Regions from separate parts of the Homo sapiens genome. Here region 2 is linked to region 1. A link is an interaction called in ENCODE POLR2A ChIA-PET data of the cell type or tissue named here. Cell type or tissue: MCF 10A. All regions are shown on one strand. Each heading gives the region's core, and the rest is flanking DNA. Links, peaks and the distances in the headings are about the cores only.

Region 1 (8,760 bases), core at 437-8,436:
TTTATTGAGGTTATGCATTTGGCAGTATGGAGTACCATAGAGTTGTTGTTCTCTTTTTTGTGTATCTTATCAGGGCACACATGAGGTCAATATATCTTATAACTAGTGATGGTCACCTTGATCACTTGGTTGTGTGTCTGTAGCATTTTTCCTCCGTGAGGCTACTATTTTTCTCTCTGTAATTAATAAATATCTTAGAGGAGCTATTTCAAGACTGTGCATGCCCAAATGTGGTAGTTGTTGCCTCCAGAATCTAAAAAGGCTGATTTCCAATGTATTTTCCAGAGACTCTATATTAACATCTATAATAGACAGCTCACTGCTAAGCAATAATCTCTTTGTCTAGTCCACATATCTGGGAGCGCCTTTAGAGCAGGTTGTGTCTTTCTCTGTCTATTGCTGTGGCTTACTTAGCATGGTCCTTAGTTTATTGAAGCTACTTTCTAGCTGTATGACCATGTGCCTCACCAACAACTACATTTGGGCATGCTGTTTAGCCCCATTTGCCAACATACCCACAAGGCTGCCAGTTTCAAGTGTGTTTTCTAGAGCAAGAAAGGGCTTTGCAGCATATGCAGGTTGATATATTAGCTTCACTGTTACTGGGGCCTTGTGAGCCAGCAAACTTAAGGGAATTTGAAAATGTCTGTGGCAAATAGGGATTGTATATGGAATCACTAAAAATCTCCCCTAGGATTACTGTGAGAGTTAAAGGAGTTAATGCATTTGAAGTGCTTAGAAAATGGACTGGCACAAAGCACCAAATCAATACATATTAGCTTTTATTTATTATTATTGAAGGTGCTCTTTACAATCTTGTTGAATGAATGGATGAATCAATGACTAAGAGCAAGACAAAAACTAGAAAGCAAAGAAAAAGGGCCTCATTCTTGGGTGATGTCTAGTAACTACACCAACTAAGTTTTATAGTGCTGCATGGACTTGAAAATATTGGTTCTCAATTATACAAATAGTTCAGTCGTGTACCAGTGATTCCTAACTAGCAACAATATATGATGCATTATCAGTAATATACATTTATACATGGTGATGATTAGGTTGCTATTGTTTTAAAATTTCAGAAAAAAACTATACTTAGTAATGCTTTCTCATTACTGAAGGGTTCTACTTACTCTGTAGAAAGAACTCTCTCTAACCCACTGTTCCAGAGAATTGCTGGACAGCAGACAACAGCAGAAGCTAATCAGAGTGTCAAGACCAGGAAGACTTTTGGAGCAGTGGTCTCTAAAGTGGGATGCTTATACTCAAGGGTGATACACTTGGAGAGAATACACTTGGAGGAGGGAAGTGTATTAGTCCATTTTCATGATGTTGTGAAGAAATACTCAAGACTGGGTAATTTATAAAGGAAAGAGGCTTAATTGACTCACAGTTCCACAGGGCTGGGGAGGCCTCAGGAAACTTATAATCATGGGGGAAAGGGAAGCAAACATGTCCTTCTTCACATGGCTGCAGGAAAGAGAAGGGCCAAGCAAATGGGGGACCCCTTATAAAGCCCTCAGATCTCATCAGAACTCACTCACTATCACAAGAACAGCATGAGGGTAATTGCCCCTACAATTCAATTACCTCCCACTGGGTCCCTCCCACGACATGTAGGGATTATGGGAACTACAATTCATGATGAGAATCGGATGGGGACAGAGCCAAACCATATCAGGAAGAAATATTAGAATTTCAAGTTATATTGATGTATGAATTAAAAAGCAGAAAGCTCTACCATTATTTACTATAAGGCATCCTTATTTGATCCACAAATCTAGAGTCATGGGTCGCTCATGGTTCAGTGCCTCTCTCATCAGACTGCATAATGTAGCATGTTACAATAGATTGCTGTTTACATCTACACAGTTAAGAAAATTAATGGCTCATATAATCTGGTTTTAGCTAAACAAACCGTCATAAAGTGGTTAAGGGTCTAGAAATTATTTCTGCCAGATGGATGGATGGATGGATGGGTGGATGAATGGATAGACAGATAAACAGGCAGAGACAGACAGATAGATTCATCAAACACGATTTTAAGGTAACACTAATAATGTAAGCTCAAGCAAACAAAAATAAAAAGGCAGGGCCAAAACTTCTACTCCTAGTACAAACTCTTCTTTGGACAGTAAATGAGATTTTAAAAAAACAAACAATGAGGATTTACTCAGACTTGCCCAGAAGCTAACGAACTTGTAAGATTAACAATGAGATTATTTGAAATATGAATTCACATATACAATTATTAACAATAAACATCTCCCAAAGTGTCTATTTTATATTATAGCCCTTGTGAAGGATGATTTCAACCATGGCAATAACGAAAACCAAAGACATAATTGAACTAAACCTTGAGCTCAGTTCTGAATCACTGTATTATAATATTATCCTGAAATTTCAGAATTATTCAAATTTGTAATGAAATTCCTTAACTCTAGGAGTGTCTAGAGAGACTCATTATGCATAAATGCATTCAATTTAGCAAATTTAGAAACAGTTTAAATATTAAAAAATAGAGAAATGGACAGTAAATTATAGCATTACCATATAACAGAATATTATGCAGATATTTAAAATCACAGTTCTTAATACCTATGTATCTATGTTGAAATACACTTACCACATTTGTAAACAAGCAAATTTAGCAGTATAAAAATGTTAATATTATAGCTATAAAATTTCTTACAGACAAATAATATTAAAAACAAAAAACAGTTTATTTGGAAATTAAAGGATTATGGATCATTTTATTTATTATTGTTGTCATTGTTATGGTTACACTGTGCATGGTTTAAGACAGAAAAACAAGTAAAAATCATGAAATTAAAAGGAAATTGAACTGTATCATGAACCTAATCTGTCAGCTTTATAAAATGTGCTGCAGCTGAAAATAGAGTATATTCAACAATCAGAGAGTTATATAAATGCACAGGTTTATCCTTCAGTTACTAATTCCCCAAGGGTAGCATCTCCCTTACAGAGTGTTTTTCACAGATCCTCTTTTTGTTTCCAAGTGGAAGTGAACCATTTCTTCCATTACTCTGAAATCCTTAATTTTCCCAACAGGAAATTTCCTGGGGCTATTCTTTTTTTAATTTTTCTCCTTTCCTTCAGTTGTCCCTGTTCAGTCTCTTAGTCTCCTTTGCAGCCATTCTTCCTTTGTCCATTCCATAAAATCACTGCTCCCTGGGGTCCTGTTCTTGACAGTCTTCTCTTTTCACTCTATACCCATCCTAGGCAAACCCATTAATTTCTGTGGATTCATTCACCATGTGGTTGTATGCTAATGACTTTTAAATCTGTTCCTCCAGACCTCTCTCTATATATTTCATCTGGTTGCCTTACAGGTTACTCCAGTGTAATAGGTCTAAAGCTGCATTCATTTATCACTGTGCCTATCTCTTCCACCCTTCTCCCTCCATCCTCTGCATTGCTTATTTGTGTGAAAGGTGACATTACCCCTGCCCCCAGCCATCACAGATTACCAGTTTTACTTAAGTTTCCAAATCTAATCAGTCACTAAGACAAGACAAATGTACCTCCATGATATATCCTGAATCTATATTCCTGTCTATGTACTCCCCACCATTACCTATGTTACTATAGTAATATAAGTATGCGTAACTTCTGTTATAGTAAGCCATATCTTAACTAGTGCCTCTACCTTCATACCTTTCCCACTCCAAACCAGTTTCCAAACTTTAGCCAGAGTAATCTTTGCAAATGCAAATCCTTACATATCATATTCAACCACACAATGCTCAAATGACTCCCTACAACCTACAGAATAGAGTTTAAACAGCGCAGCCTAAGAAGAATGTCAGCCCTACTTCAATTTTTAATCAGCCTCCTCTCATACCATCCCTTGTTGTACTGCAGGCTCCAGCCATTTTGAAATATGAGAAACCCAAACATTTTCCTATGGCTGGGCAGCACAAGTCCTCTGCCCGGGTGCCCTTCCATACAGCCATTTACTCGGGAAATCCTTACCTACTACAGGGCCACCCCACCTCATCCTCAAAGCCACTCCTTATTTCTCAGTTTGGGTTGGCTGCCTCTCCTCTGTGGTCCCACAGTATCTTACTTTTATCCTTATGTTTATCACAACAAACACATCCATTTATTTGTCTGGACTTTTCCCACTAGATGGCAAGTACCTGGAGAGTAGGGAGTGTGTCATTTCTTGTTGCCAGTGCATCCCAGAACTTAGCTCAGAGACTTAGAGACAGACAAACAAGAGACTAGTGGTTATGGAAGTGGGGAGTCTCTCCTTTCCCTGAGGGCTTCTGAGAGATGAGTAACTTTTCTGCACTCTGCACTTTTCCCTATGAAAGCAACAAGGAGGACTAGCTACATGCAAATTTGAGAGGTAACTCTTCTGTCCCCACATATCTCCCCTCACACTTTCCTGTCCTAAGCACCCAGGTCTTGCATGTTCTCTGATTCCTCCAGCCCATGGTGATCTGCTCTAGTCTGGCTATCACATTAAAAAACATCTGAGGCCAGGCGTGGTGGCTCACGCCTGTAATCCCAGCACTTTGGGAGTCCGAGGTGGGTGGATCACGAGGTCAGGAGATCGAGACCATCCTGGCTAACATGGTAAAACCCTGTCTCTACTAAAAAAAAATACAAAAAAAAATTAGCCGGGTGTGGTGGCAGGCGCCTGTAGTCCCAGGTACTCGGGAGGCTGAGGCAGGAGAATGGTGTGAACCAGGGAGGCGGAGCTTGCAGTGAGCTGAGATCGCACCACTGCACTCCAGCCTGGGCGACAGAGCGAGACTCCGTCTCAAAAAAAAAAAAAAACAAAAAACAAAAAACAAACAAACAAAAAAAAAATCTGGGAGCATCTATGATATACTGATACAAGATTGATTTCCAGGAGAAGTTGTGTTTTGATTGGTAACAATGTTTGATTTAGAAGAATGAATCCTAAGTAGTAGTAGTATTTCAAAATTTTTGACAATTATGTGTTGAGAAGGGCATGGTTGAAAACACTGCTCTAAATTCTTGTGACATTTTCAATCAAGAGGTTGAGTCCTTTCCCTTGAATCTGGGTGGACATGTGAACACTTACAGAGTGATGCAATGTTTCTTCTAAGCCTGAGTCATAAAAGGTCATGCAACTTACAACAGGTTCTTTAAACACTCAGTCTCTAGACATCCCTCTTAGGATGTTTCCTCTTGGATCCAACTGCCATGGTGTAAGAAGCTCAAGCCCATGGAGAGGCCATGTGTAGTGTTCCAGTTGATAGCTTCAGATGAGCTAGGCTTTGAGTCATCCCAGCCCAGATGTCAGGTATGTGAGTGAAGAAGCTTCCAAATTATTCCATCCCTAGCCATTCAGTTCATCCCTAGTCATTCAAATATTTCCATTGGGGGCTCTGTGTATGGTGTGGCACAGACAAACCATCCCTACTCCGTCCCATATGAACCCCTGACCCACAGATTCTGTGAGCATAACAAATTTTGTTGCTTAACATCACTTAGTTTGGGGTGGTTTGTCACATAGCAACAGTGGAGATGGGGAATTACAGGGCAGGAGGCAGATCTCTATGCCTCTCATATCGTACCACAAACATCAAATCTGATCCCATAGAACAGTGGATTTCTAAGATCCCACAGAGTACCAAGGGAAGAAATGCATTTCAAGAGCTATGGAGGTAAATTTTAGCTAACACTGAGAAATTGGCTCTTTAGCAAGCTAGGGGATGGGGGTGGGGGCAAAGGCTTATGTGTAGGTTTTCCCAATATTCATGGTGCAAATACTCTGCCCTAATCAATTTCAGGCTATGAACATTTGCAAAATTCCAGAAAATTTACAAATCAGCACTCATGAGCCAAAATAGATAGGCTGCAACACAACACTGGGACCATGACACTCTGGTGACTCAGTTGCCTCTTTCATACTCCTCAGCTTACCCTTAACCATTCCATGATATCTGAAAAGAACCATATCGGATACCTGGGATACCTGGAAATCTGTGGTTCTTCATAATAGTAGGAAACCAGAAATTAAAAGGAATAAGATATAATGGGTTGGCCTTGGGTTCATTTTTCTGCCAACTATGTCACCATCTTAATTTAACAAACTATACTCCATGAACTTCTGGAACTTCATCCAGAAAATATTTAATAAAAAGTAAGTCAGACATGGCGGTGGGCACCTCTAGTCCCCAACTACTCAGGAGGCTGAGGCAGGAGACCTCATCTCTAAAACAAACAAATAAAAACAAGCAAACAAACACTTAAAAAAAAGAGTACTGTCCTGGCAAGGGCCCTTTATTGTAGCCATCAATCAGGTTCTAGCTGTTTTAAATAGAAAAAAAGATATAGATGTTTAAGGAGTTTTCAGAATCTCCAGAAAGACCAGGGAACCAGGTTTGAATGCTACAAAATGAGAAACAACAATAGCCAGGAGACACACCTAATCAAATTACAGGATTCCCTTAGCAGAAACTTCATTAGTATCTTGCCTGCCACAAATTTGTATGATACCAGAGCTGAATCAGGAGAATCAAATGCCTCCACTTCAGATAAAACTGAGCTCAAATCCTGGAAACTAGACTTACCAGCACTGTCTTTAAATAATTTATATAATGTATTGAGTATCTTTTGCATATCTTAAATGGGGACAATCTTTTATCAGACATATCTTTTGGACTTCCTCAAATTTTCTTCTCTTCACTTGTCTCTTGATCTCATCTACTGGCTTCACTTCAGCTGCCTTTGTAGCCAACTGTGGCAGCCATGGAGGTACACTGCTCTGATCTCCCTTTGAGAAAGAACTTGCTGATGGGCCTCAAGGAACGCAGTTAGGTGACATTGTCCAAGTGTTAGCACTCCAGCTTTCGAGCTGAGACCATGCTCTTCCTTGGAGGCCCTTAGCCAATGTCTGAGCATGGTAGGCAAGGCCCTGGCTATTTTGAGGATTGGCTGAGACTTTGTCAGATCTGCACCAGTTCATGGCTCTCCCTCCCCCTTATCTTATTCCTCCCACTTGCCTTTCGCAGGTGTCAGTTCTACATTATGGTCTGAAAGCTTTCTCTGCCTGATCCTTCTTTTCGCTTCATTCATTAGGAATTGCACCTCCAATAAACCTCATGCACTCCTAATTCCATTTCAACATCTGCTTCCTGAAAGACTCAGTTGATATACTGACCAACTTTATGAAGCTGATAAATCACATTTTTGTAGTTTGGCTCCTTCAGCCACTTCCATACTCCAGTGAAGTGCCACACCAGAAGGAGCAGAATCTGGCATCCAGAGCACCTACTACAAGGGCTTGATGAAACAACCTGGAGGAATGAAGGAGTTAAATCCTGCTGACCCTCAGGGCAAATGTTAACCAATGGGAGACAGAAGACTAAGTCAGGCAAATATATTTCCTCTCCTTTTCTCCCTCTGAAGCAATCTTCTAAAACATGGTTTCTCCATACAGCTTGTGAAAAGATACCCCCCATATATGACTGGGTGGACATGCTGAGCAGTCAGTCAGCTGTGTCTCTTCAAGGCTTGTGATGAAACAGTGGCCAGTGAAATAATAACTCTCTTTGCTTGTTTCCTAGCCTTTCCTGTCTGTTGGACATTTCCCTCACTCTCACTGCCCTGAGAACACCTCTTCCAAATGAAGCATTAGCCCCTTAATCCTTGCTCAATGCTCTGTTTTCTAGGGAACCCAGCTAATAAAAATACTCTCTGTATTACAGAGTTGTTAAGAAGGTTAAATTAGATAACATTCCTAGTATAGGCCTGGAATGCAAGAGGCACTCAATAATATCTAGCTTAATATTTGTTTGGCTGTCCTCCAGGCAGGAGGATAGGAGCTAGAATGAGAGAGTGAGGGCTTTGGAGTCCACATAGAATGCACAAGTAGTGATTCCAGCTTCTCTCCGCCCTGTCTGTTCTGAAACACCGTGAGTTGCATCACTGCATGGCAAACTAAAGTCCAGGGCTTTAAACCCCCGTGAAAACAAGACTTCTCCATATGGGGACCCTGTGACGGCACACACACAGTCATCTGCAGTATTAGAGGGTGGGGGAATTTTCTTTCTGAGCCAGAAAATTAGCTTCTTTATTGATTACCTTGTGCAGTTGGAGTAGAATACTTCTATATGTGGAAATGCTCTATGAATCCCTATATTGTATCTATAAACCATACACAGTTTGTGGGATGCCACATGTGCATTTAGGAGAAATGATCCAAAGTTAGCATTTATTCTAGTTCAAGCACTAGGAAACCAAAGATCAACGTGCTTTTTAGAACAGAAGGCTTGACTACTAAGGGTATATGCTATCTGCATCTGTTTCTAATTGGCATGTGTGATTCAGGTGCATGAGAGTAGATAGCTGAGGAAAGACTAGAGCAGTTCGTCTCTCCCAGACACTATATAGATTTGCCTCCCCTGGGGTTAATTTCTGTCTTGTCTCAGGACTATGGAGCACTCAGTGAGAGGTGACTGCAGAAATAATAGGTGAAAGCAGCAAGTGAACAGGCTACTACATTATCTCTGTGCATTTGTGAAGCACTCATTGTAGAAAGATAAGTTGGGGCCACTTTTTATTAGTTTGTTCCCCCCAGCAATTTAGGTAGAAAGCAACTGTTAGAAAAAGAATCAAATAGTTCCCACTGTCGTGCCTGTTCAAAAGACAGAAAGGTTAGCTCTATGTTTCTCAAAATGAAATCTATGGACCCCCTGTATTAGAATCCCTGGGGTGGTCCAGATGATCCCTTTCAAACAAGCACCCTGGGTGATT
Region 2 (8,760 bases), core at 487-8,486, 650 kb before region 1:
TGAGGGGACCATGAGTGCCTTCTCTTCTGTGACTCAGAGAAGATGAGGAATTCAGGGGTGGTGGGCTATCCCAGGTACATCACTGATCTTTGGTATTCTCTTACACCATCTTACACTCAGGTGTTACCAGGAGAGCAAGGTGTACTCTAGGCATCTTGAAAAGATAAAGTATCAGCCAGCAGATGTGTTGGGTGCTGGTCTGAGTCCAGGCTTTCTAAGAAACGTCATACTCTTCTGGAAGGCTTTTCTGAGTTCTAAATACAAGAGCAGCCTCCAGACCAACTCGAAAACATGCTTCAATCTGTTTTCAATCTAGGTTCCCTGTACATAAAGAGAGAGATCTTGTTGCTATATACAAACTTAGTCTCCCCTTGGCTTTATAAGCCCTGGGTGATAATTTCATCTCTGCTGCTAATGAGACAGAAAACCTCGCCTATAATGGGAAGCAGTTGGACTAAAGGGTCTTTAAGGCCTTTTCTAGCTCTAAAAGTTTTATGTTGCTATTAAAGTCAATAGTAATTAATAAAGGGAGTTCAGAAGGAAAAAAGAATCAAAAACACTCTGCAAATATAAAAGTGTCATGTGTTGCTATAAATAACTGAATGTGGTTCTTACCTGTGGTCTAGATTCACAAGACAAAATTAATTCCTTTCTTTTATAAACCTGGCTATGTCCTAGAAGTTTCAATGCATTTTAAAATTAAAATGGAGATTGGCTTTCCATCTAAATCCTGCCTGCTGTCCTCCCATTTCATCTCCTACTTTGCAGACTTAGTGATGATGAAAACACCAAGGACATCCTCAAAGAGAAGGTTATTTGAAGCAGCTGCCACTCAAGTCTTGCCCTTTGAGACTGTTATCTTTTCACTTTGTCTTCACCTGTGCCCCTCACAGCTCATGGAGCTAAAACTTGAGGAGCCTCAGGGAACAAGCTCTATTTGAATAGGTAAATTATAGACGAATTATAGAACACAATTTGACAGGAGGAAAAACTGCTCAAGTGCAACTTCTCAGTTCCGTTCTACAACATCTGTTGAGTACAAGACACTGTGCTTAGAGATGTCAGACACATGGGCACAGCTCCTATCTCCAAGAGGCCCTCAGTCCAGTGGGAAAAGAGAGATAGATTCAGAAATGTCAGAGAAATGATTGGTTTAACAGATGTAGAGAAAATGTGTGCAGATGAGAATAATAATAATAGCTATCACTTACTGAATACTTACCAAAAGCCTTGTGTTTTACTAGCACTTTTTTATTTAATCATTTCAACAACCAGAAATGGAAGGTATTGTTATAATTATCCTCATTTGATTGTAAGGTAACAGGCTTAAAGAGGTGAAATGCTTTGCCTCAAGTGACTCAGCTAATATATGGCAGAGCTTGAGTTCAAATCCAGATCTTTTTGACTTCAAATCCTTCACTGTCACTTACTGTACTTTTCTGCCTCCCCCAAGGCAGACACCCACTATTCTGACTTAGAAGTTTGCGGGATGAATTATACTGAATGTAGAAGACTGATTAAGACATGCAGTAAAAATAGGAAGACATATATTTTGGATAAAAGGAATAGCCCAAAGAAAGCTGAAGATATGGAAAAGTCCCAGGACTTTGTGGGTGGCAGTGGGAATGCCAACTCTACCAGTGCTGTGAGGAGCACAGTGTATAGCAAGATGTGGAGGAGGGACTACAGAAAGGGTTGCATTGGCGGGATGGGAACAGACTGAGTATAGCTGTGATTTCCATCTAGCAGCATACTTGTGAAAGTTTCTCAACAAATCTTTGTGTAGTTCTGACATTCAATGTAATGTATTTTTGCAAAATTGTATACACATCTCACACACACACACACACACACACACACACGCACACACATGAGTAGTGAGATCTGTCCCACAGAGTTGAGCTCAGCTAATTAAAAAGTTATATTGTAAAGCAGTGGTTCTCAAACTTGAACACTGGCCAGGTGCGGTGGCTCACGCCTGTAATCCCAGCACTTTGGGAGGCTGAGGCGGGTGGATCACCTGAGGTCAGAAGTTCGAGACCAGCCTGGTCAACATGGTGACACCCCGTCTCTACTAAAAATACAAAAATTAGCCAGGCATGATGCCACATGCCTGTAATCCCAGCCACTCCAGGGGCTGAGGCAGGAGAATCGTTTGAACCTGGGAGGCGGAGGTTGCAGTGAGCCGAGATGGCGCCATTGCACTGCAGCCTGGGTGACAGAGTGAGACTCTGTTTGTAAGGAAAAAAAAAAAAAACTTGAACATCCAGAACAATCCCCTGGAAAGGTTGTTAAAGCACAGAACGCTAGGCCTTAGCCCTAGAGATGCTGAATCAGTAGGTCTGGGATGGAGTCTGAGAATTAGGACTTCTAACCAGCTTCTGGGTGTTGCTTATGCAGCCAGTCTGGGGGCCACACTGCATGGCACTGATGTAGAGCAGGGTGTGACTCTGCTGTGAGTGCAAGGTAAGAGGTTCAGCACTTGAATATTATAGCCATAAGCTTCCTGTAACCCATGTCACACATATGTGCTCCTCTCTCCCTCTTTGTCCCTCTGTGCTGTTCGGTTTCAGGCCCTACTCTGCAGCGATAGTGGTCTTTCAAAAACATGAGTTTGATTATGTCACTATTCTGTTTAAAAATGGTGGCTCCCATTGCCTTTGTGTGGCATGTGAATCCTTTCATAGCCTTTCTTTCCTCTTTAGTCCTATGCATTCTCCCATAGAGAATACCTTGCAGCTCCCCAAAGGAACTACATCTCCTTACCTACATCTGGAATGCTAACTTCTATGAGTCTACCTCTCGTCACTTGGTTAAATTTCATGTCTCCTCTAGGTCTTATCCTCGATATCAACTCCAAGTGAAGGCCTTTCAAGACCTTAGGTGATGTCCCTCGAGGACCTCTGTAAAGCACTCTTGCACAGTATAGAAATGACCTGGTGACATGGCTGAGCTCTCCCATCCATAAACTGGTATCTCCTTGAAGGCAGGCACAGAGCCTTGGCACCTAGTGTATAAATAAATAATTTAATAAATTATAACATGATGTTATGTGAGATCTGGCAAAAATAAACCATTATGTCTGTTCTTCCTAAAGCAAAGGATTGTGTGCTTTCTTAGAGCCTGAGCTACCATGATAAAAACTCGCTCACAAATAGCATGAGAAAATGACAACATGCCATTAGTAACCCAGAAGAAGCTGTATGTGTTTTTGTATTTTTTTCATCTGGGCTTTAGAAACCACAAAAGCAACTGTTTTGCCTCCACAAAGAACATATTTTTAACAGCACACTTTCCCAAAAGGATACTCCTCCCTCTGTTGCATTTTGATCTATCCTGATTTAATTTAAAGTTTGAAGATGGCGTCTGACCTTATCTATCAGTGGCTGAGCCGTTGTCTCATGGAAATGCAGTTTGAAACTCATTAATAGGGTAGCCTGTATATTATAACTTAGAAGCTCTGGGTTATCACTGATGCTTGCAATTGCTATGGAAACCGGGTTCATATGCACCTTTCAAAGAGTCTGCTTTAAAACAGGAAAAAAAGATGAAGAAAAAGAAGGCTTTGTGAAAGAATAAGATATTTTGTACCCAGCATGGATAAGCAGGTTCAGTGATGCAAAAATGCTCTGCCTACACAATGATAAAAACAATTTTTTACCTTTTTCAGGAGCTAATAATGTATAACCTTGTCTTAGAGAACTGTGTTTATACTGGTAGAGAAGAATCCTCAAGGCAGCTTTCCCCAGTGCCCACACATAGACACACAAACACAGACACACACCCACAATTTTCAGTTTTCCCCAGACTTTTTGCAATCTGCATTCTTAATTCCTCCAAAGGCCTCTGCACATGCAGCTTTGGCTGCTAAAGCCCACCCAGTGTGGACTGGCTGAGAGCTCAGTCTCTTCTGCTTCCCCTTAAATGTGTATTGAATGTTGCATCTGTCTCTTATGGGCTGAATTTTTCAATTATAAAATGATAGTGCTAATTGGATCAAGTTTCTTATTAAAAATTCTTGGATGTATTCCTCCCCAAATTTGGGTTTTGGAGGCTTCATCCCTCATCTCCTTGCCCACATTTCTCCCTAATAACCTAAGTGTGGTATTGTGTTAGGTAAACAATAGTGTATCATCTTGTGGAAAATGATTCTTTAGACACACCTCCCTCCCTCATGTAGAACCATGTGTTACTCCCTCCAATGTTTTCATCTGCTTATCTCCCCACTTGTGAGTCATCTATTATTTTTCCTTATCACTTCTGCAACCCCATTCCTCCCCTAACTGTAGCCAAATGTGAGCTGGGTTTCCTTCTCTTCTGAGCAAGAACAGGTCACGAGGGCTGAGCTTTCTGTCTTCACCTTCAGACAGAAGGAACTTGAAAGAAAGAAGAACGCATCTGCAGGCAGCTGTTCACTCCGCAGGCATCTGGAAACCACTTCTTTGCATTCAAATAGTTATGTAACCCCACATGTTGGAAGGCTGAAGAGACCATCATACTCAAAATGGAAATGACACTGTTGCAACACATAGAATATCTGAGAGAAGAAAGGGTTTCTAATGTCTTGACTATCTATGATATTCCATAAAGTTAAGGGATTGATGTGCATGGGCTGGGAGGACTGAGGAACAAAGGACAGAGGTTGAGGTAGGTACAAAAAGGGTCTACTAACTACTTTAGAATTTGAAAAAACTATTGATACCAAATCTGCCCACCCTCTGTACAAAAAACAAAACAGCCATTGGTGCAATTTTAACCTGATAATGCATGAAAAATGGCTATTTTTGACGAGAAAAAGTTCAGTCATTTCCTTGTAAACCAAAGAAAATTAAGAGAAACTGTCAAGTTACTACAAGAAAATTCAACAAGAACTCTTATAATATATTCCCTCTCAATTAAACAGCAAATCACCCTAATGTGTTTTTCAGCCTGAATATTTATCAGCCTAGATAATCTACTTTAACAATTATGTTTTGCATTTTTAACAAAACCTTTTCTGCAAAAGTTAGTATAACTAGAAGTGAATATAAATTAGTTACCTTTCAAGTCTTTAACATATTAAAAAGCTATAGAATATATACATTAACCCATGGTTTTATAAAAGGAATATGGCTTTATAAAATTAAAAGCAATATCAGGATCTGTATTTGTGTTAAATAATTACAATAACATCAAGCAGACATTTCCCACTTAATCTATGACTCTCTAAGATTACCATTTAATTCTGCATTACAATTTAACTAAGTAATTTAGTACTCGACGCATGCGCTACAGAAAACAAGAAGCAGTGTATTACAGTAACAAGGTTTGTATTTCACAAACAATTGCAAGGGTGAAGCAGATATCTTCTAAGCGTCACATATTCACAAACAATTGCAAGGGTGAAGCAGGCATCTTCTAAGGGTCGCATGACTGGGTTTGCAGTCCACCGGTCAGAGGAGCTTCCTCTGATTCTTCCGCAGCAGTCTTCTCTTCGTTCGTGCCTTGTGGCGTTTCTTCGTTTTCATTATCTTCACTTTGTAGCTCTTTCCACATTAATTGTCTAGCTAATTTGATGTTCAATTCTTCGTTGTAGTGAAGCCTTCTTCTCATTTCGAACTGCCGCTTTTTCTCCTGTTTGTGGAGGAGGATTTTTCTCATGTAGGCCTCACTGCTCTCTTGCTCGTCCACCTCACAGCTGTGGTCGGAAGCATCGGTGGCTTCCTTTCCTTCGACACCACGCACTGAATCTTCTCCTTCGACATCGCGCACTGAATCTTCCCCATTATCTTGCACACTCATGTAGGAAGTGCCGGGCTCATTTGCCTTCATTAAATCGTAATCTCTGTACGTTGCGCGGTGTGCCGCAAGGATGCTTGATTCGTCCCACTTTTGGGATTTCTTTCTCTTCACATCTTGAATAGTCCCTCCAGACTGCTGACCGGAAGTCGCCACCGAGGAACCCGACGAGCTTTTGTTTTTCAGGATCCCCTTGATGGGCCGGTGCGAGGAGGTGGAGGCTGACATTTTGCGGAGAGAAGGGCTGCGAGAGAGTTGGGCCGCTGAGTAGCCGTCCACCGCCCTCCAGTCTGAAACTGCAGGGCGGTCTGTGTGGGCAACAGGTCCCAACGCCCTAGTTAAAGCACCAGGGCCCTGGTGTCACAAAGGGCGCTGCGTATGACGTCACTATGGTCGCCGCCTCCGCCACCGCTGCCGTAGTTGCTACGGTTACCGCTATGGTTACCGCTACCGTTGCAGTCACCGTTGCCGCTACCGCTGACGTCACCGCTACCGTTACAGCTACCGTTGCTTTTGCCGTTGCCGCTGGCTGTACCGCTGACGTTACCGCCTCGTGGCCCATGCTAACGTCATTTTTTTTCTCTTTTAACGGAAAATAAGGTAGGAAATACCCTTTGGTTGTACATGGAAAGGGGAAGCATTGTTTTAGAAACTTCTATACACCCTGTCTGCCCACAGGAAAGCTATGTAAAATATTTCTCATTGTGGGTCACTGTCAAAACTTTGAAAGCCACGACTTTGGTTGGAAAGATGAGAGGCCTCAGCTAGAAGGTGATGACCTTCTGCTCCTCCCTCCTGTGCCCATCCACACTCTCCCTCCACCACGCATACCTTGGTCCTCCTCTCTTCTCCCTGTCTTGGTGAATGACCCCAACATAGAGCTAATTATATCAGCTGGGAATCTGCGTGTCCTCCTCAGTCCCTTCATGTTGCCCATTCTCCAATCCAGCCCTCGGATGTGACCTAAATATTTCAAGAGGCTTATTTGATCTCTTCTGCCACCACCGTGTTTCAAATCACCATTTTCTCTTATGGCAACTTCACTCACAGTCATTGAACTGGGCCCCCAGTATCTCCTCCTCCTGCTGTCCAATCTCTTATCCACGGTCAAAACACCCATCAGATCTTCTTCATCTCTCTTTCAAACCCTTCAACGGCTGCCCACTGTTCTTGACATAAAGACCCAAATTCAGAAGAGGCTGAAAACAGCTGTTATGATATGCTCAGTTTACTCACGTGTCTATCTGCAGCCTTCTCCCCTTAAATTCTTCCCACTCTACCTCCAGCTTTCTATTCTGATCTTCCCATTGTGGGAGCATTCATGAACCTTCCTGTCCAAGAGGTTTTTTTTTTTTTTTTTTTTTTTTTTCCAGGTTCTTCATGCAGCCTGGAGCACCCTTTCAGATTTCAGTTCAATCATCATTGACTTTCAGAGGCCATTTCCTGACCCCCAACAGCAAATAGACCTCGCTTTGCTTTCATGGTGTCTCTTATTCTCTGTGACAGCATTTTGAGTCATTTGTAATTTCTTATCTGTGTACACTAGATGACAAACATCAAAACATAAAAGGAAGTGACAAAGATTCTCTCCTTTGACCAAACTTTAATCAGGCTCCTCTAAGCCCTCTGCTCGACTAGGCCTAAACTTGGGCTTGTAGAATCCAGTTTGAGCAAGAATCCTACTAAGTTAATTTAGTGAAAATTCCCCACCACTGATAACTGACTTCCCTGAGTAGCTGATCAAATTCCTCATGCCCCACACTAGATATCTTGTCACCCTGTTGGGTCAGTCTAGCAAGAATTCCCCTTAGCCCTGATGTTTCCTTTCAGTAATTTTCTATTCACTGAGTCTCCATCCTGCCCTTTACCTATTCTTGTTGGAGTGGCAGTCAATGCCAATTTTATTCCCCTACACGGACCCCATTGCAGTGGTTCGTGTATCTACTGTGATAGTCCTCCATGGAATAGAGTCTTTCTTACCATCTTTAACAAGTGTCATGAATAATTTTTTTAACAGTTGTGTTGGCTGTGACTCAGATAAGATCAGATTCACCATTGGACCCCTGGAGCTCTCATCCAGAACCTGAAGTATGCACCTTTGAAACCTTTGTCTTCACTCTTGGCTGACTGATCAGGAATCCATTGGTAAGCCCAACTCTTGAGCCAGTGCTCCAGATGGCAGTCTGTTGAAGCATGGTGAGGATACATTTTGATTCTTATGATTCTGAGTATACTCTCTGAAGCTGCGTTAGAGTCTGAAGCTTTTTATGAAAGGCACCTGAGCTTCCTGCACTCCAGCCTGGGTGACAGAATGAGACCCTGTCTCAAAAAAAGGAAAAGAAAAAGAAAGAGAGAAAGAAGGCACCTGTTGGGCTGGAAGTCTTTCTTCCTGGCTCTTTGTTTGGAATGGAGTTATATATATTCTCTGATTCCTGGGCCTGGTCCTGGCTAGAAAATTCTTCCTGTCTCCCACCCTTATTTAATTACTTCCTGGCTCCCTGGCCTGGAATATTTTCCTGACTCTTTTGTTTCAAGTGAGGATCCACTCCACAACTACTGGGCTGGAAATTTTATTTTTTCTGGCTCTTTGTGAGGCCTCTCTTTATAGAAATTGTTCAGTTGTCTGAAACTCCTCCTCTTGAACCCATGCTGAGGCCAGCTCTGTCTACTTCCTTTCTTATTGGCATGATTTTGCTGAGGATTATTTGGAACTCCAGTGGCCTCTTTGAGGAACTTGAGATCTCCTCAAACTGGCTCCTCTATGGTCTCTTCCTTCCCATTGCTTCTTCCTCTTACCACCTTCAATCCTCTCTTCAGCTCCCTTGAATTCTTTGATATGTTCCCCTCAAACCCCTGCCTGCTCCACTTCTCTGTCCACCCCTGCTAGACATTTTCCTTCTTGCTCCAGCTCAACTCCCTCAGTCATTTGAACTTTAATCCTCCCACTCACATCAGGGCCTCTCGAGGGACTCAGGGATACCT

What was found. Peaks named below come from ENCODE experiments on the same cell type or tissue, not always from the same donor. Only the 100,000 strongest peaks of a DNase experiment are listed, where the experiment ranks them.
Region 2: POLR2A ChIA-PET joins it to region 1 with 7 read pairs; 2 of 35 experiments call an interaction of 5 or more read pairs at or near these places.

The regions. Positions count from the first base shown.
Region 1 is chrX:43,418,929-43,427,688 of GRCh38, forward strand. No RefSeq gene overlaps it. Among named protein-coding and RNA genes, the nearest start is that of MAOA, 230 kb to the right of the region's middle. In MCF 10A, for the core only: no CTCF peak of the experiment used is centred there; a DNase peak (open chromatin) is centred at 5,103.
Region 2 is chrX:42,772,074-42,780,833 of GRCh38, forward strand. It overlaps PPP1R2C (PPP1R2 family member C), which reads right to left and starts at 6,090. Exons shown (of 1, transcript NM_025210.2): 1 at 5,293-6,090. The coding sequence starts at 6,006. The coding sequence ends at 5,398. In MCF 10A, for the core only: no CTCF peak of the experiment used is centred there; no DNase peak of the experiment used is centred there.